Linked DNA regions of Homo sapiens: region 1 is linked to region 2. The links are chromatin contacts, found by POLR2A ChIA-PET in ENCODE. All regions are on one chromosome and are shown on one strand. The core of a region is the stretch at or near the end of the contact, and the rest is flanking DNA. Distances in the headings are between cores, read along the strand shown. Region 1 has its middle 12 kb from the start of NR3C1. Region 2 overlaps CDC42SE2 (CDC42 small effector 2).

Evidence for each region. ChIA-PET counts read pairs that join two places held with the same protein, here RNA polymerase II (POLR2A).
Region 1: POLR2A ChIA-PET joins it to region 2 with 14 read pairs in activated T-cell. The contact joins two enhancer-like sites. POLR2A ChIA-PET finds 5 or more read pairs at or near these places in 2 of 52 experiments (CD4-positive, alpha-beta T cell and activated T-cell).

Annotation. Positions count from the first base shown.
Region 1 is chr5:143,412,920-143,418,464 of GRCh38, forward strand. It overlaps a transcript of NR3C1 not described here. Among named protein-coding and RNA genes, the nearest start is that of NR3C1, 12 kb to the left of the region's middle. Within about 2 kb of position 1,457, at least 4 of the 41 ENCODE cell types and tissues checked have a DNase peak (open chromatin) inside an H3K27ac peak, as active enhancers do.
Region 2 is chr5:131,274,254-131,279,313 of GRCh38, forward strand. All of the region lies in intron 1 of CDC42SE2 (CDC42 small effector 2), which reads left to right. Among named protein-coding and RNA genes, the nearest start is that of CDC42SE2, 13 kb to the left of the region's middle. Within about 2 kb of position 2,043, at least 5 of the 41 ENCODE cell types and tissues checked have a DNase peak (open chromatin) inside an H3K27ac peak, as active enhancers do.

The sequences.
Region 1 (5,545 bases), core at 207-2,706, about 12 Mb after region 2:
GCATGGTTTCAATCAATCAGGGAATGTTTATTAATAGAAGAGACTTTCTTAATTAATATTCTCTCCATTCATTCCTTCAACAAAAGAGAATTCCTTCAACAAAATACAATTCCTTCAACAAAATAGCAACTATTATATGTTAGGCCCCAGTATAAGGCTGCAGGGATATCAAAATGATAACAATCTCTTCTCTGGAGGAAATGGAGACAGATACGGTTACAAGTCATTATAGAACAATGCAGACTTACAGAAATGTGTTAGATGCATAGGGCACTTCATAAGCTTCAAGAAGTCATCTGGTGTTTAAGGTTAGGAAAATGGGTGTGGATATGGAGATGGTGGTCACGGAGGGTTTCCTAGAGGTTAGCAGGACTGACTTGAATTATGAAGGGTTTTCTTCAAGTTATTTGTTTTTTTTTTCTCTTGAAGATAATACTTCTAATGGAAGCTTGTAGACAACATTCATTAGGTCATTTTTTGGTGCATTTATAAGAAACCCCACTGTTAAAAACAGAGTTTTTTGATTCACTGAAAAGTCCAGGGGAAGTTTAATTTCAGGAGGCATGACTGGATTCAGGGGCTCAAATGAAGTCCAAAGGGCTTAAATTTTATCCCTTAGCTTCATTTTCCTGTTTTGTTTTGTTTTGTTTTCTGGAAAGATTATCTCCACCTCTCCACCTGGTGGCCTGTGGCACCTGGATTTAACACATCCTGCCAGGTTAGTAACTTCAGTGGAAAGAGTTCTTTTCCCATAATTTTAGTAGTTGTTCCTGGGAGGGGTTTCACTGGTCTAGTTGGTTCAAATGCTTATCCCTGGACCAATAACTATGACCAAGGGATGTCAGGAATGTGTACTATGATGGGCAAAGCCTAGCTCAAGTGCCCACCACTGACACCTAAGAATGGGGTACAAATGAAAGAGAGAGAAGAGGAGGTGCTTCTCCAAATAATTGGAGATTTTAAATTTAAATAGGAGAAAAGGGATTTCTGGGCATGCAGAAAAAAACCCAGATGTCCATGACAATAGCTTTTTATCAAAATATTAACAGTGACATAAACATCATATTTTACATTTTAAGAGAATAGACATGACTTAAAATGTTTGTCAGCAATGGAAAGAACCCTGAAAATTAAGTATAGTTGTTACAAGTTTTATTGGTTTCACTTCCTGCCTTTAATAGAATGTGGGTTTGTACTTTGAAATTTCAAATGTTACACAAATGAATTGATGATTGCTTTGCAGAAATAGTATCTCCACTTAATTGGGCCTTTTTTGGGTGATGAAGTGATGTTTACAACTTTTAAGCTAGTTTTATCGTCTTCCACTGAAGGAGTTTGTCTCACTTGAATATGATTCCAACAATATGATGGGTATAGGCGGCTGCAGTGAGCCTCTGTCTGCTTATTTTGCTCCTTCTGTCTTGACAAGCTGAATGTCACGCAAATGTCTCAAGCCTCTGCACTGGGCAGGCAGGAAGCCAGAACCAGTAATAGAAGCAGTAGGCACTCTGTGAATACTTGCTGATTAATTTTAGCTCCATAGGCCTGATGGGTTTTCCATCCCTATAATTACCATCAGCAAATAGTTATTGAATGATGTCCAGCATATTTTTATTTCCCTTTTCTTGATCCTGATTTTCATTTTCTATTTTACCTCTCTGTGATTTTATCACGTGTGTTTCTGTTCATCAGACTAACAGAGCCTCCTGTGATTAGTTTATAATCACTCAGTTTTATTTCTACCTATGAGATATCTTTATCTGTCTGTCTAAATTTGTCTTTGTTATGACCCAGTTCAAGTTCTTTCTGGAATTAGGGAAAGGATGAAGTGTGAAAAAAAAGGAATTAAATAGTTCGGTTATTGAATGGCTATTTTGTGCTTGATGCTATATTAGTACATTTCCACATTTGCTTTACAAGTTAGTCTTTCTTATTAGAAGTAATGCTTAACAAGCCTACAAGTACTGACTGGGCTCACTTTATAGAGAAAATGGAGAGCAGTGAAGGGTGAGGAGGTTATGAGTTATGGATATGACAAATGGGGAAAGATCTTACAGAAGAGAGATTGGGGCCATCCAAGAAAAATCGTTATCTTTGTGTAGACGGCATTAGAAGGATGAAAAATAACTTTAGATATTACTTATGCCTTTAAGAAAAAAACTTCAAAAGATGCTAGAAAATAACACATACTTATTGTAAAAATCCAAACATACAGAAGGTAGAAATGTATAAAGGTAAAAACTTCCTCACACAATCCCATTTTGCAGATGTAACTATTTTTTTCTTTTTATATTTTGATGGCAACAAATTTGTAATTATTTTTGAGTTTTTATGTATATTCCAGATCCCCCACCCCATTATTCCCCTCTTTAAAAACTTTTATTATGTGAAATAGAAAGTAGAATTGTGACTATCAGAGGCTGGGAAGGGCAGGGGGAAGGGGAGGATGGGGAGAGATTAGTTAACGATTACAAAATTACAGCTAGATAAGAGGAATGAGTTCTGATGTTCTGCAGTACCATAAGGTAAATGTGATTAACTATAATTTATTGTATATTTTCAAATCCTTTTTGTCTATACATGGATGCATGCATGCATATATGTTTTTTAAAAACAAAAATGAGATTTTACTACATGTATTTTTCAACCTTTATTCATCAAATGTTATTGGACATCTTTTCATCTTTTCAATATTTTCAGGTAATAGTAGCATAGTATACCATTGTTTTAACCTTTCCTTATTGAAGTATATGTAAATTGTTTTCAATTTTTCACTATTGCAAGCCATGCTGCAATGAATATTTTTGTATCTAGATCTTTCTGCTATTGTACAATTATTATAGAATTGAAATTTCTCAGGCAAATGTGATTTGCAACAATTATCAAGCACCCAAAAGTGCTACATTATTGGGCTCATTTTAAAAATGCTTGTCCACTACAGCTCATTTTCTACTTTCATCTTCCTTTAGACATTCTAGAAAAAATCAATTAGAGCAGTAGTCATGGATGGCTATGCAGGACAGGCTACTAGCTGGAGACCCCTCATGTTTTGCTATTGATACAGTTTTGCTGAATCCATCCTTATGTTAAATGCATTAACAATTTAAGAGGATTGGTTTACATATGAACTGGGAAGGGATTATTCAGGGATACCATAATGCTTGATGGCTGCCTCCATCCTACCAGGGACCCTGATCTGCCCTGTTGTGGCCACATGGTAGATAGGTACTGTTTTACTTGCCAAGTATCCCCTCTCCACATATGATACTAGGACCTAACATTTCCTTTGGAAAACTATCCTTTCCCTAACTTTGGTCCATGCGCTTATGGTGGTATTAACCCATCTGTAACTCTGCATGGGCCAGGTCTGGTAATATCAGAGATAGGCACATGACAGGGACAGATACACCTTAATTCTTGGCTTTCTGGGACTACTTGGAAACTTGTCTTGTTTCTCAACAGGAATAGCTAAGCTGATACGATGCAAGCTTGGAGCAGCTGTGGTCTACCACTTAGAGACTCCATTGGATTGAGGTTTGCAAAAAAAAAAAGCAAAGAGATCTGGAAATAGATTCCCAATTATATAATATGAATGTCTAGATCCTAAGGTGAGGGCTGCTCCTAGACTTGACTATTACACACTTCAATACATTATTCCCCCTCCTTCTCTTCCTCCTCCTTCCTCTTCAGCCAGCTGGAGTTAGCTAACACTTGCATCAGAAAGGGTCCTGACATCAGAAGTAAAGGTCTAAAACATGGGGGTGTTGCTCCTTCTGGAAGAGACAGGGAGGTTAAGGTTACCAGACATGGAGGATGACCCCAAAAGAAAAGGGGAGCCCAAAAGAGAAGCCAGTTGAATGTCTAAAAATAAACTTTACCTGCTTCACAAGTTTGGCTCGAGTTTCCTTTTAATGATTAACTAGATGAGATGGTCAAACTCCTTCTTTATTTAAAATACACAAACATAAATAAGAATATCAGTCTTCAGTTAATTCACCTATTCTGGTTACATCTGCCTCAGGTTTCTATTTTTTTTATTAATACATAAATTGCTTTTCTATTTTAGGCTGTGTTTAAAAAGAGAGAGAGAGAGAAACCTGGTAATCCTCTAAGAAATGTCTTACGTAGTTTTTCTTTAGGGCCTAAATTATTACTCTACTTTCCATATTGATCCAGCCTTTTGTTTTATTGTTTTGTTTATAGTAGATTTGGTAATATATTAACAGTACCTATAAATATGATCTAGTGGAATTATGTATTAAAATATTTTAATATCTTCTTAGCATTTGCGATCTTGAAACTGAAACTTGATAGCTGAAGAAAAAGTTCCATTAAGATGAAAAATCAATCCCTTAGTGGAATTAAATCCACAATGCTTATATAAAACATTGCTTCTGTCTTATTTACATAAACTTTATACTTCTCTCTCTCATCAGTGGCAGGGGAATATGGAGTGGGATGTCATTAGTTGGATTCAATAGACATTTATTTACTTATTAGGAGCTTGAAATAGACTTGAGACTCTACCTCCTAGTAGACACATGTCTTTAGCAAGTTACTTAACTTTTCTGAATGTTAGTTTCCTTATCTGAAAAGTAAGGTTAATAATATTATCTGCCTCAGGAGGTTCTTATACAGATTAAAAAAGATATTCTCTGTAAAGCATTTAGCATGGTCTCTGACATTTAATTAATGCATGGTAAAGTAACTTATTATTACGCTTTCAGAAAGTGAGATAGCCCTGTAGGCACACCCCAAGCAGAAAGTACACGCCCATACACAATACACTAACTTCCTTCAAACGAAGCCCCTTTTCTCCTTACATCATGGATTGTGAAGGGAGCACCTGTCCAATAAAAGAAAGATTCTGTAAAAGAAATCCAGGCACTGGCTGGAAATTTTCACTATATGATTTATCAGGCCTCTCCCAGCTTTGAGGTCCTATAATTCTATAAACCACACAAGTTTACATATCACTGTGGGATTTGATCCTTATGAAACCCAAGAGAACCATAGGTTTTCCACATCCAGCTGAGCATGCTCAAATAAAGACAGACATTTAAAAGCATAGACATTGATCACGTGCTCTTTAACCAGCAAAATACTACAGCCAAAAGAAACAGAAGCACAGAGAAATAAAATGATTTGTTTGAAGTCTCATTGATTTGCCAAGAAACCAGACTGAATGTGCAAGCTTTCCTAATTCCTAGTTGGGTTCTCCACACACTAAACATAGTGATATATAATCTTCAGTTGTCAATATTTACCTTTTATGAGTTTATTGCTTGTCATGTGTTAACTCATAAAGCCATTTATTTACTTATATCAGTGCCATCAAAAACCCTTTAATTTCACAATCACAGTTTGTGTAACGTAGCAGACAAAGCACTGGGCTGGGACAAGGGACTGGGTTTTGGTTTTGGCTTTGTCCCCCTTTCTTCCTGCCCTCAACTGCATGATTTGGGCAAGTTACTTTTCCCCTTTTGGACTGTTTGCCTTTTTCTGCTTAAGTATCTGGACTTTCCCTTCCCTTCTTTCTCAACCC
Region 2 (5,060 bases), core at 793-3,292:
TGTCCCCATTCCCGTCTTCCTCATCCTATTAAATGTCAACTCCATCTTTCAGTTTCTTTGGCCAAAAACCTAGTAGACATTCTTGACTCTCTTCTTTCTCATACTCCCACATGTGATTCAAATAATTAGCATGAAAACATGTCCCTTATCTATCTTAAAAACTGCCATAAGAATAAATGTAACCACAATTTGCTCTCTTCATCTGCTGCCACCTCTGTAAGCAACCATCGTCTCTTGCATGTATTATTTTAGTAGTCTCTACATGCTGCTTCTGCTGTTTTCTGTTCTCAAACCAGCAACAAGGGCGATCTTTTGAAAATGAAAGTCTGATTATTTTACTCCTGTGTTCAAACCCTTAGTGGCTTTCCATATCGTTTATAAAAACCAGAATACTTAATACCTAAGTATTCAAGAAGTCTTGACCCTTCATCGTCTGTACGTCCTGCTTGTCTGATTTCATGTCTTACCAGTTTCTCCTTGGCTTCTTCCACTCTGGCCACATATAGACCTCCCTGAGGTCTTGAACTTGCCAAGCATAGTGTTGCTTTAGTGCTAGTAGGAATAGAGCTTCGTTTTATTCACTGCAGAATCCCCAGTATTCAGAACAGTGGAGAGCACATAATGGGGACTCAACATTTCCTGAATGAATGACTGTTAATCTTGTCACTCATGTCTTTGGTTACAGCTTATATGAATGTTTCTATAACTAAAAGTATTTGAATTTCACCTAAAACCATGTAGTCCTGTAAGAATTAAGTAGAAACAAATTTAGATGCAAGAGTATGAAGTAAGTTTCAAATCAATTTTTGTGTATGTAAAGTGAAAATACACAGTAAAATGGTAAGGGACAGAGGAGGTAGGAAAGGAAAGGAGATAAACTGATGGAATAAAGAAAAGGAAAACCTGATTTGGTAGTAGGGTGACAGCACCTTAAAAAAACCTATTTTGGGCTTGCGCTATTTTTTTTTAAAGTGATGTTTCTTCAATTCTGAGTGTTGGTGATTTACATGGACTTAGACCCTTCAATTTGGACTATATTGTAATCTTTTTTTTTTTTTTTTGAGACTGAGTCTCGCTCTTTAGCCCAGGCTAGAGTGCGGTGGTGTGATCTCGGCTCACTGCAAACTCCGTCTCCCGGATTCAAGCAATTCTTGTGCCTCAGCCTCCCAAGTAGCTGGGATTACAGGAGTCCACCACCAGGCCAGGCTAATTTTGTTTTTAGTAGGGACCAGGTTTCACCATATTGGCCAGGCTGGTCTCAAACTCCTGACCTCAAGTGATCCACCCACCTGGGCCTTCCAAAGTGCTGGGATTACAGGTGTGAGCCACTGCACCTGGCCGTATAATTTTCTTTTTATCAGGGATGTAGGCTCAAATGAGATTGGGTGCCAAAACTTCATTATTTTTCTTTTCTTTTCTTTTCTTTTCTTGCTAGTTTTTGCTAAACTTCTTTTGTTAAAGAAAGGCAGTTACTGTTACTGAGATAGCTCGATGGTATCCTGTGCATTTTTTTTTGAAAGCTCAAATAGAAGTCTCACAGTTTTAGGGAGGGATTTTTTTTAGTCTACAAAAAGTTATTAGTATGCCTGTCCTCTTAGTACTGTACTGCCTAGTTACTCTCCTTTCAAAAAAAAAAGCGTATATTTATTATATTTCCATGGTAAACTAGCAGCTACAATAATGTACACAACTCTATTGAGTAGTATTTATTAAATGCATATACATATTTGTGTTCCTAAAAATGCTTGTACATACTAAAACTGCAATTTTACTGATAGTTGGGAAATGAAAGTGCAAAAGAAATTAATGACTTGTGAAGTTCTGGTATTTCATTATGTCAAGACAAGATTTTTTTTTTTTTTCCTGAGCTGTAGATCTCATTTGCTGTTGGTTGATTAAGAAAAAAATCTTGGCCAGGTGCGATAGGCTAAGTCTGTAGTCCCAGCACTTTGGGAGGCTGAGGTGAGTGGATTGCTTGAGCTCAGGAGTTCGAGACCAGTCTGGGCAACGAGGCGAAACCCCATCTACAAAAAAAAAAAAAAAATAGAAAAATTAGCCAGGCCTGTACACCCATAGTCCCTCCTACTCAGGAGGCTGAGGTGGGCGGATTGCTTGAGCCTAGAAGGTTGAGGCTGCAGTGAGCCGAGATCTCACCACTGCAGTCTACCCTGGGTGACAGAATGAGACCCTGTTTCAAAAAAAAAAAAAATCTTTTAGATAAGTTGTTAAAATAGGTGGCTTAGAAGTTGGTGAATTAAAGAGATAATGTTTGTGTGCAAGTATAAATTATTCTCGATAAACCAGTGTAAACATTTTCCCATTTTTGTATAATATGCAATAATTTATGTCTTTATTGACTTGTATTGTGGGACTTTCATATCGCCACAATGTGTGTGTGGGTGTGTATATATATCTTTACAGTTTTTGTAATATGCAGATACAATTTAGACTCTCATATAAACATGACCATTAGAATTTTTTTTTTTTTTTTTGAGATGGAGACTTGCTCTGTCACCCAGGTGGGAATGTAGTGGTGCAATTTTGGTTCACTGCAATCTCTGCCTCCTGGCTTCAAGCAATTCTCCTGCTTCAGCCTCCCTAGTAGCTGGGATTACAGGCATGCACCATCATGCCCAGCTAATTTTTTTATTTTTTTTTGTATTTTTAGTAGAGGTGGGGTTTCACCATGTTGGCCAGGCTGGTCTTGAACTCCTGACCTCAGATGATCCGCCCACCTCGGCCTCCCAAACTGCTGGGATTACAGGCGTGAGCCACCGCACTTGGCGACCATTATAATTTTTAAAAAGCCTGTTTACATACCAAATAAAATCATCATGTTGGATGACACACTAGAAGTGTTTCTTTACAATTTTGAAATAATCTATTTTATAGACTAGGTAGTTTTCATTAGAATTTGACATTGACCTAGTTGAATTCATATGTTAGCATTTCACACATAACCATCTTGGATTAATGAGATCCTTGTTTCTGAGCTGGTGTGTAGTCCTACCACTCAGTTTATTTCAGCTGTATTCATAGTTTGATGCCCGCCATCCTACTTTAACTTCATAATGTTCTGTTTAGATTATTAAGTAATCAAAGTGGTCATATTGAGAAAACTGAATACAATTAATAGGTGTGACCCCAGTCTCATAAGGGGTCATTAAAATAATGCATGACATTATGCCTTCATTTATTCCATTCAGTACATTTATCAAACTACTATGTGAAGTTGTTTCTCAACCCATTCAGAATAAGATATAAACTGTACTCACCCAGAAAATACAAACTCAACAGTCTGTACATAATTTGGCCCTAACAGCCTATTATCTCACCTTTGCTCACTACACTCTGGCCAAGTTAGTCTGTTCAGTTTCTCAAACATGCCATTCTTGGCCTTGGCTTAGAGCTTTTACACTGGTTGTTTCCTTTGTTTGAAATGGTGTTTTCCCAGATGTTTTTTAGCCTGGCCCTTTACCTTTCCAATCTCAGCTTAAATATCACCTCCTGCTTCCTCACCACTCAGTTAAAAATAGGTCCTCCCCATCACTGTTTTAATTTCTTCATGCCATTTGTGAGTCCTTGAAATTATGTGTTTTTTAAAATTAATTTTTATGACAGTAGGGACTTCCTTTGTCTTATTCCTTGCTGTCTACAATGCCCGAAACAATACTGGCACCAAAAGGTGTTCAGTAAAAAAAAGTGTTGAGAGGATAAAGCCAGGTACCAATTTCATCTATTCCCCCCACTTTTTTTTTGAAATGGAGTCTTGCTCTGTCTCCCAGGCTGGAGTTCAGTGGCATGATCAGGACTCACTGCAGCCTTTGGTCCTATCAATTCTTGTGCCTCAGCCACCCAAGTAGCTGGGATTCCAGGTGTGTGCCACCACGCTAGCCAATTTTTTATTTTTAGTAGAGATGGGGTTTCTCCTTGTTGGCTAGGCTAGTTGAGAATGTGATCCACATTTGGGAGATCCCGCCTGGGCCTCCCAAAGTGCTGGGATTACAGATGTGTGCCACTGCGCCTGGCCTATTCTTCCTTGTGAGTGATTTTAGTGTATTAATAATTTAAAATGTCAAAAGCCTATTTCTCCTAACCTAGAAAAGAAACTGGATTATTCCGATAAAAGCCTGTTTTAGAAAAGGATGAGAAAATTTAGGAACTGTTGTGATGATTCTTAGATCAGAGTAGTTAAGTGGAGCCAGTGTTGTGCTGGAACTGGTTAGCTGATTGTGCCTCTCTCTCCAGCTCCATGTGTGACATCATGTTAGTAGCTTGAAACTGGCCATGGTGGGACATTTACAGCATGGCAGACTGCAGAAGCTACAAATCAGGGGCCCTTTTCTCAAAGAGGTGGTCAAATATTTATCAGCAGACCACTGGCAGTGGGACCATATGAAATTGTTGTTTTTATAGACAAAAAAAATGCTTGAATATTGGCAGTTCCTTTCCTTTCCTCTCCCCTCCCCTCCCCCCTCCCCTCCCCTCCCCCTCCCCTCCCCTCTCCTCTCCCCTCTCCTCTCTTCTCCCCTCCCTTCTTTTTTTTTTTTAAAGACAGAGTCTGTTTGTTGCCCAGGCTAGAGTGCAGTGGCTTGGTCTTGGCTCACTGCAACCTCTGCCTCCTAGGTTCAAGTGATTCTCCTGCCTCAGCCTCCCGAGTAGGTGAGACTACAGGTGTGCACCACCACGCCCGACTAATTTTTGTATTTTTAGTAGAAACAGGGTTTCATCATGTTGGCCAGACTGGTCTTGAACTCCCAACCTCAAGTGATGCGCATGCCTCGATCTCCCAAAGCTCTGGGATTACAGGCGTAAGCCACCACACCTGGTGAATATTGGCAATTTCTTATGGTTTAGTCTAGTAGAATTACTTATTTTGGTTTAAAGAAATTTCTTTATGGTGGTCAGTGGAGTTATATCAGTGCTTTTACCTTCTTTTTCAAAGTTATGTTCTCTTTACATCTGATGATTACTTCTAGATTCATTTATTGCATAAAATGTGCTATTTATATGTTTGTATATTGTTTAACTGTGTATCTAATAGTTCATTCCAAAGCAGG